Linked DNA regions of Homo sapiens: region 1 is linked to region 2. Evidence: chromatin contacts called from ENCODE Hi-C or POLR2A ChIA-PET data. All regions are on one chromosome and are shown on one strand. Each heading gives the region's core, a stretch centred on a gene start or an enhancer-like site at or near the end of the contact. The rest is flanking DNA. Distances are from core to core; before and after follow the strand shown. Region 1 has its middle 76 kb from the start of IL6ST-DT. Region 2 overlaps IL6ST (interleukin 6 cytokine family signal transducer).

Region 1 (5,362 bases), core at 1,106-3,605, 140 kb before region 2:
ACAATTGCATTATGATTGAGCATTACAAATAGAGTCTGCTTTCTAGGAGTGGACAGCAAGGTTGAAAGAGAAGAATCTAGGAGGTTAAACTGCCAAAGAACAATACAGAAAAATTTGCAAGCAAATACCATCGTGGTTTGTGATAAGAAGTGCTAAGGCTATTCCTAGAAGTGAAATCACTGCAAACTGGGGAGAACCTTGTGAGTGAATGGGCGGGAGGTGGGAGGTTAGGGCCTCAGATCAGACCAGCATGGCAGTGTTACGCTGCCACTTACTAGCTATGTGGCTTTCTAAGTCTCAGCTTCACTTCTCTTAAATGGAGATAATAATACTTACTTACCTCCTAAGGCTATTATGAAGGTTAAATAAGATAGTGTATGTAAGTGCCTGGCACATAGTGAGCACTCAGTAAATGCTGTCATTATTCTAAACAAGGCCTTAAAGCATGAGTCAAATTTAAACAAGCAGAGGGGTGGGGACAAGAAAGTAGAGACCAGGCTTTGTGGCCATCTGGAGTGAAGATAATGCGGAGGATGTAAAGCAGTGATGCACTGGCACGGGTTCTGATCCTGGTTCTCTTATTTCCTTGTGATCTGGGGCAAGTATGCTCTGTGCTTCAGTTACCTCATCTATTAAATGAAGATGACAATATGTAGTCAATTACCACATGGGATTAAATGAGATATTATATCTTAAATGTTCAGCACAATATCTTAAAACGCACACATAAGAAACTGGTGAGCCATGGGGGACTCTGGGGAAAAAGGTTAGGGAACAAGAATGGAAAGGAGACTTATTTTATGTACATCTCACTTCATGCCCTTTAATTTCTTTTAAATGTTTTACTGGGTTTCTTCAATTTCTTTCAAATGTTTTACCAATTCAAAAAAAATTTTTAATCTCAAAAAACATATGCCAAAAAAAAAAACACAAATAGAAATCCAAGCTGGACGCGGTGGCTCATGCCTGTAATCCCAGCACTTTGGGAGGCTGAGGCGGGTGGATCGCTCAAGGTCAGGAGTTTGAGACCAGCCTGGCCAACATGGTGAAACCCTGTCTCTACTAAAAATACAAAAAAATTAGCCAGGCATGGTGGTGGGGGCGCTGTAATCCCAGCTACTTGAGAGGCTGAGGCAGAAGAATTGCTTGAAACAGGGAGGCAGAGGTTGCAGTGAGCCGAGATGGCGCCACTGCACTCCAGCCTGAGAGACTGAGGGAGACTCCATCTCAAAAAAAAAAAAAAAAAAAAAGAGAGACATCAGTACAGAGCCTAGTACATATATGGCTACAGTATACTAATCTATCCCACATGGAATAAGACCACATTCTTTCTCACCCTGCTAAAAGAGTACAGAATAATTTATAATTTCAGTAGAAAGCCAAAATCTGCCAAAGCAATATTTTGAAAAATAAGATTTGCAAAGCAAATGCTGAAATCATGTTTAGCTTCTTAAGGAAACGAAGTTTTCAAATACTTAAAGTAGTTTTAGCAGCACCTATTTAGATAAGAACAATTAATTGTCCTCATTACAATTTTTTTCCTTAAGGCATTTGAGCAATCCCAGGAGGATTTCTACTTGTTTTCTCAGCTATTTAAGTATTAAGGAGTATGCTTTAAAATAATAAATTTATATTTACCTTTAAAATTATTGTCTAGTTTACATTTTAATTCAGATCAGATCTCTTTGAGACTATTCTGACTTACTGAGAGTTCATTGTAGTTGTATGCCTCAAAACAATTAACAAGTGTTTCTTCTCCCTACGTTGGACCTGAGCTTAGTTTGCTTTCCCTTCCTTCTTTCTTTTCTTCTTGTATATTCCTCCCCATTTCTTTCCCACACAAAATTTCCTATAAAAACACATTTGTGGATAAGCTTGCTATGTTCTTATCGGCAGCTCTGTGGTCTCCAAGCAAAGATGTCAATTCTAAAATGTTTCCCCAGAGACCCATGGATCAGAAGGTTGTTAAATCAGCCCTGAGGATCCCAGGCGCTGCCTTCCAGCCCTGGATCAGAGCCCTGTCCCTACTGGGTATTCACACTTACCTGGTTCCCCAGCACATACAACCTTTTGGAGGTCTGGGAGGGAATCACTGCCAGGAAGCAGCTGCAAGGACTCAGTTACTACAAGGCACCATAGCATATTGGGGAATCTTCCTACGTTCAACTGATATTTTACTTTTAAAAAATCTGATCATTTTACATTCTGTGTTAAATGATCATCAGCGGGCCTTGCCTTTTTTCATATAAACTCAACCTATGACTCTTTCCTCCTACTACAGGAAACCTATTGTGTGGCAAATATGCCAACACTGCTTCAATCTCAGAGTAAAATTACAAGAAAAAAAGAGGAAACACCCTAAGCCTAAACCACATGCTTGAGGTTTCATTTTAAAATAGGCAGATCCTATTCTAATTTTTCTCCAAGTCACGTGCAATATTTTTCTAGAAGTACATTTTGCTTTTTACTTTTCAGGTTGGAGATTGTTTTTCCATCTGGCTTTTCTGCTTTCAACTCAGTTACAAAACTGTAGTCAACATTTTCACAGGTTGTCAATGGAAACCTGATTATGGCTCCTCATCCAAGAAGAAAAAATAAAATTGAGTTGAATAGAGGACAAGATAGTACAGAAAATGCATTCAGATTTATCAGACTTTCCCAACTTCCTGCTGTTTGCTTTACAAAACAGAGCAAATCTCACATTCCTCCCGTTTAGTCCCAAAACACTTCTAGGGAAATTCTGTCACATGACAGCCAAGGATACCCAAATTTAGAGCCCTGCATGCTGAATGGGGACACATGATCACTTTAAAAAGAATGAGACTGGGAGCTATTATTTCTTCCAGATGGATATGAAGTCATTTTCAAAGAAATAAAGGCATTGATTTATTTGGGATCTTATCAACAGCAGTTCAAAGTGTGCAGTATCAAGGAGAAGGAAGAGGCTTAGTCTTCTAGGAAATGATGATGGACTCGGTATGGGAATTGAGACGATTTTCTACATAGCCGTGAATTAATGAAACTTAAGCTTAGGTGGGGGGCCTCACTTGCACAGGCCCCCGCTAGTGCTGGGGGTTAGTTGCTGGTAGGAAAGGGATAGCAGGTTACAATCAGGAACTGTTTCTCTGTAAGCATTTCTGGTAAAGTACTTAATCTCAGAAGAAAAGGATGTAGATCTCTGTGGCTCCAGTCATTTGTTGTGATTTATTTCCTCTTTCCATATATTTATTTTCATACCATCTTTTATGTTCAGAACTGTATGTTCTTTTCCTTAAAGAGAGCGCCTAAAATTGTATAAGCTTCAGGCCTCACATAAAATCTGGCTCCACCATTATTTAAGAATGAATAATTTTAATTTCAATTTATTGCCTACTCTCAGGTCCTCATTTCCTTAATTGGTGGCTCCCATATTACATTAAAACATTTCCTTCATTCAGCCAAGCTATGGATTGAACATTTAGAGGTGTGTGTGTGTGTGTATGTGTGTGTGTGTGTTGGCAGGGAATCAGTGATATTAGGGCTTTGAAGGGAGGGCTTTCTCTTTCTACTAGAAAATAGACTGTTATATTTTTTCCTTACTAAAACATTGACATGTCCTAAACTGGCAGTATGTTTGTGGTTCTTCAAAGTTATGGACACAGACCGATACTTCAAAGAAACCACCACCTCTACCCACCCTGTCCCAGGAATTTGCCAGACCAAGAGATGCTGTTAGAAAGAGCTTGTCACTGAATCTCCTCTAAGGATATAGTTGAGCACGTTACTCAACATTTCACCCTGTCTTTTTCCCAGGGGCTCTCCAAAGAATTTTTCTAGTCTTCGTTCCAGGAATGATTGTACTTCTTTTGGGCCACTGGCCTTTTAATCTTATCAACTATGTGAATTGTATAACCAGCCACAGTTCTCACTTTGAATTGTTTGTTAGTAAGCCCAAAGTTAAATCTGCAGCCAGGTCATGCCTAGTAATTATGGTGTGTTTTTGTAGTCACATTCCTGACTCCATTTTATTCCTTTATTTCTAATTATTATTCTTGATATGTTGTTACATTTTATATATCCTTTCCTGAGAGAGTAGGGATATGATTTAATAAACCATTCATAAAGGCTTTCTGGTTATAGTTTTATCATGGGTATCTGGATTTGTAGCAAAAAATCTTTGCATACCACACCAAAAAAAAAAAAAAGATTTTGAAAGAAGGTGACTGCCTGAGGTCAGGAGTTCGAGACCAGCTTGGCCAACATGGTGAAATCCCATCTCTACCAAAAATACAAACATTAGCCAGGCGTCGTGGCAGGTGCCTGTAAACCCAGCTACTCAGGAGCCTGAAAGCAGGAGAATCACTTGAACCTGGGAGGCAGAGGTTGCAGTGAGCTAAGATTGTGCCACTGCACTCCAGCCTGGGTGACAAAGTAAGACTTCGTCTCAGAAAAAAAAAATAAAGAAAGAAAGAAGGTGACTGTGACCTGATGTTATCTGCCTGTTCCTTCCCACTTGCCTTGTTCACACTCATACTTCTGCCTGCTCACTGGGAGTGTCAAGTGTGCCAGCATTTTGTCACTAACCTCAGAGAATATTAATGATGACAACTGCTTCTAACCCATCTTTGCCACACTCAGAATCTACGCTCCCTGTATCTCTCCCCACCCTCATTTCTAATAAAGCCCTGATGCTCTAAGGGCACCTGCAGGATCCCAGTTGCACGTAGGATATCAATCCCGTGTACCCAGGTTCAAGTGGATACAAATGAAGTTTCAGGGAAGGTTCTCAAGTCTGGAAGAGTGTGAAGGCACTCTGGCCCTACAAGTGGCATCTCAAGTAATTCAGACAGGAAAGAGATTCTGACCGTGGGAGGGGGAGGCTCAAACCCCCTGGATGTGCTTCAAGACTTGAGCTATGTTTGTGGGCACAGAAGACCTCCTGGAAGAAGCAGGCAAGGACAGACGTTAGGGTGGGGAAAGCAGTGGCCTAGCAGAGGAATGAGTCACTGGGTTAACCTGGGTCAAGCCAGTCTTCCTCTGGAGGGTCCAACCTCACTAGCCCCCATCTCAAACTTCTCCCTTAGTCAAGATTTCAGATTCAAGTCAGAGTGAGAACAGTCTCACCATGACCCCTGAATTTCTCGTTCTAATGTCCTTTTGCCCTGTGCCCCTATCACATAAGTGTTCAGCCCCCAAACGCCTTTCAGAGCATCCTGTACTCACTCCAGCTGCACTCTCCTAGAAGCCTTCTCATTGATACCGCTGATCCACTTTGTTTATTTCTTTTATTTATTTATTTATTTTGAGACGGAGTCTGGCTCTGTCGCCCAGGTTGGAGTGCAGTGGCGCGATCTCGGCTCACTGCAAGCTTCACCTCCCAGGT
Region 2 (5,571 bases), core at 1,276-3,775:
GCCTTCACATTGTGATTTTGTCTAAAAAAATGTAGTGAGTCAAAAAACCCACAAGCCAGCCAACAGTAACTCCTTCACATATATACCAGAGTTTATAGAAATAACATGTCAGCTTTGGGCTATGTGCTCCTTTGTTTAAAATCTTCTATTTGGTTATGGCTTGTATAGGCTCAAGCCTGATTTCTTTAAGGTGTGGTGGCTCATCTTATCCTAATGTGTATGATAGATACAGTCCATCCTGCTTTGGAAAAGATTATGTAACTCCTTGAGAGCATACTCTTTCTCTAGCCCAAAGGCAGTGAGAGAGTTTTCTTGTTCAGGATTGCTTAACTTTCCATTTAAGCTTTTTCTTTTTAAATTAATACAAACTTCTACACTTTCAAAATACGAAATATATTACAACTGCGTATAGGCTCTTCCATACTTAAGTCCAGTGCTTGGGCAAGTTAATGGAGTGAAAGACTACAAGCAAAGAGGAACTGAGGTAGAAAAAGAAGAATGTGTGAAAGCAGCAGGAAGCTCAGCCAACTCGAAAGCAGGGTGAACAGCTTGAGTCCTGTTGCTGCTGATCGGGGTTGGCTCTTGGACAACTTAGTAAGATCATGGAAAGGCTGCTTGGGTTCTCCATAGAAAAGTTCTGTCTCCATCAAGGGAGGAAAATGTACCTTTCAACTCAAAATTCAATATTTGTTTTTAAATATAGCTATTTTCCCCAACCGCTAAAGATTTTCAACAGATACGAAGCCAGAGCTTAGTTTTAGAAACCTGTGGACATTCAAACCTGATTCTTTATTCCCTGTGACTATGGTTATGTCATTTTACATGTCAAAAAAGTGTATCTAGAATTGTCATTTCTTATTTTTGAGCTTTTTTTAGTGAGAATTATCCCCTCACTTAAATGGCTTTTTATTTAAACATCTGTGCATTCTGTATGAAATTGTAGTCTTTCTGGGATAACATGGTGAGCTATATGGTGGTAATCCACACACACAAAAATAAAAGCCAAAAAAAAACCAAAACCCTCAGGTAAAGTATTTCTCTTTCTTCAACTGTCTCATTAGCCCTGGCTGTGGATGGTCTTTCTGAGACAGGCTAGCCAGAGTAATTCAACGGCCACAAGTGGTTTCTCCCCCAGAGTGCTGGTTCAAACTCTGAATGAGACCAGCCTGTTGATTAGAAATCTAATACCTCAGTCCAGGCCTACTTTCCTAGAACAATCTTCACTTAGTAACAGGTCCAAGACACAACTATTAAGTATACATCTGGGTCCCTTCCCCGTAGGAAAAGGTTTTCCCTGCAGTCTTGCCTGTAGTCAGAAGCAGCCTGTTGACTAATGATAGCTTTTAAATGAATTTATAGAAAATTCTTGGAAATAGGCTCTATAAGCTTTATGAGAGGGATAATGCTTTTAAAGGAATGGCATGAAGGGGAATATTTAAATAAAAAGGCACTGAGATTCTGACAATAGAAACCATAATTCTGCATAAGCGTTCTGAGAATGAAAAGTCAGCCACTCTTCAGGTCAAAGTCAGTGTGGATTTTGCCAGTTGTTCAATCTAGACATACGAACACCAGGGCTACCCAGCCAGCATCAGTGCCTAGGAAAGGACCTCCAAGAAACTTTTAACTGCCACGGTCAGAATCGAGACTAGACATTGCTGCTGGGGGTGAGGGGCCGCTCCTCTTCAAATGAACCGGCAGACCTTTCTGATCACCTGCTGGGGGCCACATGCCGGAGCAGGGTGTCCAAAGGTGAGCAAATATATGCCATCTATGAAGTGTTTACTGTGGGTTATGAAATCCTAGAAACTTATGAGGTAAATACCAGCACCATTTACAAATGCAGCCTCCAAGAGGTTGAATAACTTGCCCGGGGTCATGTGGTTGACAAACAGTGGAGTTCCAACTCCAACCTGATCCAAAGTCCGCATTCTTTGATGTGTACACCAATTGTACCCAACCACTTAAGCAAAATTCTTGATGACGTCATGCCCAGGCTAGCTTAAGGAGAATGCACACCTGCTTCCCAGGCCCTTCAAACTCTTCTGAGTTTCTCTTCCCCTCATCTCCCTCCCCACCACCCTTATTTGTGAATATGGGGCACCTTGTGCCCTCAAGCAGCCCCCTGCAATTGCCTACCTTGAAGTGTCCTAACTGAGCCTCGAGCCCAGAGCAGTACTTCTCCTTATGCCCTCAAGGTTTACTCCGAGGCTGGCTCCCCACCCCTACTAGCACATACATTTGCTCTGACCCTATAGAGCAACCCCTGCAAAAGAGGTCAATGTGTCCCACTTTCCTGAGAATGCACCCTCACACGACCCCTGGAGTCTCATTCTTTTGGCCAAAGAAAGACTCCTCTAATGGTGGAATCTAGCCCATGGCAACTAGTGACAGGAGGATCTCCGGCAGGGGCTTTTCCTGGGTGCTCAGACCACGGTCCTACCCCAGGTGGTTCTGTCCACAGACTTCCCCGGGCCCGCTGCCTAGCGCGAGCACCCGTTCCAGCCTGCCTCACCTTCACGGTGCCGCCAGCCACTCCTCTCCATCTCCTGCCACTCCCAGAGGGGCTGCCTGCTGCTGCCCCGCTGTGCTGACCTCATTCCCCACATTTGCTTTCTGTCCTTTTGGGGCCTCGCTGGACCTTTCCAACCCCCCAGCTGCACACTTTATAGTTTCCAGAACATACTGAGTTTCTTCTAACCTAGCCCATGCACATGATTTCCTCCCCTAGAATGTTCTCCAGTCCCCAGTCCCTGTTAAGCTGGGAAATTCTTACTGGTTCACCAAAAATCAACTCAAATAGATACCCTCTTGAGGGAAATCTTCCATTCTTCTCTCTCCTTCCCCCTGAGTTAAGGGCCTTCTATATCCTGGCACCTACTGCTGGGCCTCTGGAGAGAGGGCCCCAGCTCAGTCCTCTCCTGGCCCAGCATAGTGCTCGGTGTTTGGCAGAGCTTGCTTATATGAACAGGTAAGTGGGTGAATAAACAAGTTATTTTTAATTTTAAAAAATGTTTAAAATGTGTCTCAGGTTTCTTCTAATCCAGAGTTGCACAGTGCCATAGGCAGTCAGGAATCTGCCTCCTTCGCATCTCAAACCTGGGATCATTTCCTGATTCCCATCCCACCCTGGCTACAGGCAAGAGCTTCCCCCAACCAAGAGAGAGAGAGTCTTGCTCTGTTGCCCAGGCTCAAGCAATCCTCCCACCTCAGCCTCTCAAGTAGCTCAGACTACAGGCAGCACTGCCATGCCCGGCTAATTTTTCTTTTTTCTTTTTTGTAGACACGGGCTCACTTTGTTGGCCAGGCTGGTCTCAAATGCCTGGCTTCAAGCTATCTTCCATCCTTGGCCTTCCAAAGTGCTGTGATTACATCTCTGAACCACCGTGCCTTGGCAAGAGCTTTCATTTGAAGCAAAATATATACTCAATCCAAAAGCAAAAATTTAGAGAAAATTAAAGTCAGATGGATCCTTATTAAATCATTTTATCCAAACTCCTCATCCTGGACGAGGAAAATGAGGTCCAGAGAAGAGGGGCCAGCAAACTTTCCAACAGCACAGGAGAAAACGCTGGGTTTGTGGGTTATAAAAGGACGGCCCTGCCCTTTGGGAAGTTACTGTCTAGTGAGGAAGACGGAGTGAACCAGGATCAGGCTCCGCCTTAAGAACACATCAGAAAGTGCAAGTAGGCTCAGGCCCTACAAACCAGGCTACGACCAACCCCTGGCCAAACACCAGGCAGCTCCCAGTATAAAACAATCCCCCAATTCCTCAACGAGAAGATCCCAAGAAAAGTTTTTGGACAGCTTAACTGTGTGAGCTTTACAGATGTTGATTAAATAGTCAGATGTCTGCCTATGATCCATATTTTAAATAAGATGATGTGGAACAATGCAGAAATATAGAATTGATTTTGTTCACTCGTACTTTATGAAGATAGTTCCATGCAACTCTTCACTTGCAATTGGACACTGAGGTCCTTCCTCGTCATTACCAGATCCCCTTTGTGAATCATAGGCACAGGTTTTGGGAGCTCGTTCCTAACATTTCCATCTAGTTGTGTGAGAGACAGCAGACAATGCTGTCGTGGAAAACAGTATTCAAGCCTTAAGTATCCACTTTTATCTTAAGAGACTTTCCCCCCATCCCAGTAATGTAACCTGTTACCATTTTGCTTTTTAAAATGGTCTTTAAAAAACTTTACACTGAAATCTAACCTAGTTAATATTGAGATCATATCCCAGGAATAATGACTAAATCCCTTGTCTCCTTTTATGCCAGTTCCTTCTGGTGATCTCCGTGTGATTCTCAAAATTAAAAATTAACATTGGATGAGGTCATTTTAGTGAATGGGTCTTTCGCAAACAGAACTTTTGTGTTTAAATAACGAAGAGAGGCCAAGCACAGAGGCTCACGCCTGTAATCCCAGCACTTTCGGAGGCCAAAGTGGGCAGATCACTTGAGGTCAGGAATTTGAGACCAGCCTGGCCAACATGGTGAAACCCCGTCTCTACTAAAAATACAAGAATTAGCCTGGCGTGGTGGTGCGGCACCTGTAATCCCAGCTACTTGGGTGCCTGAGGCAGGAGAATCACTTGAACCCGGGAGGCGGAGGCTGCAGTGAGCCAAGGTCATGCCACTGCACTCCAGCCTGGGTGACAGGGCGAGAATCTGTCTCAGAAAAATAATAAATAAATAAATAAGAAGAGAGAAACTGTGATATGAGAAACTTTGTAAGTACTTTACTAAAGCACTCCCTCTTTTTTGGGGAAAGATTTTTCAGAAAACATTTTATGTTCGGGCAAAAAGCTGTGCTCATCGGGATGCCTTCCTGGAGGAAAAGCATCTTCTGTAGAATTTTGTCGTGCAGGCATGAGCTGGTGACCAGGAGAGCCAGCAGTGTGCACAAACTGTTTTCAAATCAATGTTGCCTCAGTTCTCTGGGTCAGACTAAACTATAATTCTTATTGTTACAATGAGACTTGTATTTCAGGACTGGCCGGAAGAATTTTTGTTGACCCCTCTGAGCAACATCTAGATATTCCCTGCCCTCTTTCCAGCCCTTTGCCAAAGATGTGACTTCAAGCAAGGAGGACCCCTCAGTCCTCATATCTCCATCAGCCCCAGCAGGGACACAGATGGATTTATCTACAACCCATGCTCAAGTGCTCGTGGGGAGGTAATCTTACACTTTTTCTACTCCCAGGACAGAAAGGAATGCCCAAGGTGGCACCTAATCATACACCTCTGACCTTGAGGCAGGTTCAAAAGAGACGTCTAATCACCACCGTGTTTTTGAAACACAATCTCATGCTGTGGCCCAGGCTGGAGTGCAGTTATGCGCTCTTAGGTAACTGCAACCTCGAATTCATGGGCTGGAGCAATCCTCCTGCCTCAGCCCCCAAAGCAACTGGGATGACAGACGTGTGCCACCAGACCTGGCTAATTTTTTAAAAAAAGTTTTGTAGGGATGGAGTGTCACTATGTTGCCCAGGCTAGCCTCAACATCCTGGCCTCAAGTGATGCTCCTGCCTTGGCCTCCCAAAGTGCTGAGATTACAGTTGTGAGCC

Evidence for each region. Hi-C counts contacts between places; a loop is a spot of excess contacts on that map. ChIA-PET counts read pairs that join two places held with the same protein, here RNA polymerase II (POLR2A). Pooled maps may share reads with other maps.
Region 1: a loop to region 2 is called in a map of OCI-LY7, with 11 times the contacts of the local background. The contact joins two enhancer-like sites. A Hi-C loop is called at or near these places in 5 of 168 maps with a recorded cell type or tissue (Caco-2, HCT116, K562 and 1 more), 4 of 37 single-sample maps with no recorded cell type and 11 of 50 pooled maps. POLR2A ChIA-PET finds 5 or more read pairs at or near these places in 2 of 52 experiments (GM12878 and activated CD4-positive, alpha-beta T cell).

What each region holds. Positions count from the first base shown.
Region 1 is chr5:56,068,349-56,073,710 of GRCh38, reverse strand. No RefSeq gene overlaps it. Among named protein-coding and RNA genes, the nearest start is that of IL6ST-DT, 76 kb to the right of the region's middle. Within about 2 kb of position 2,355, at least 3 of the 41 ENCODE cell types and tissues checked have a DNase peak (open chromatin) inside an H3K27ac peak, as active enhancers do.
Region 2 is chr5:55,930,543-55,936,113 of GRCh38, reverse strand. IL6ST (interleukin 6 cytokine family signal transducer) reads left to right here. Exons shown (of 17, transcript NM_002184.4): 17 at 1-1,019. Among named protein-coding and RNA genes, the nearest start is that of IL6ST, 62 kb to the left of the region's middle. Within about 2 kb of position 2,525, at least 4 of the 41 ENCODE cell types and tissues checked have a DNase peak (open chromatin) inside an H3K27ac peak, as active enhancers do.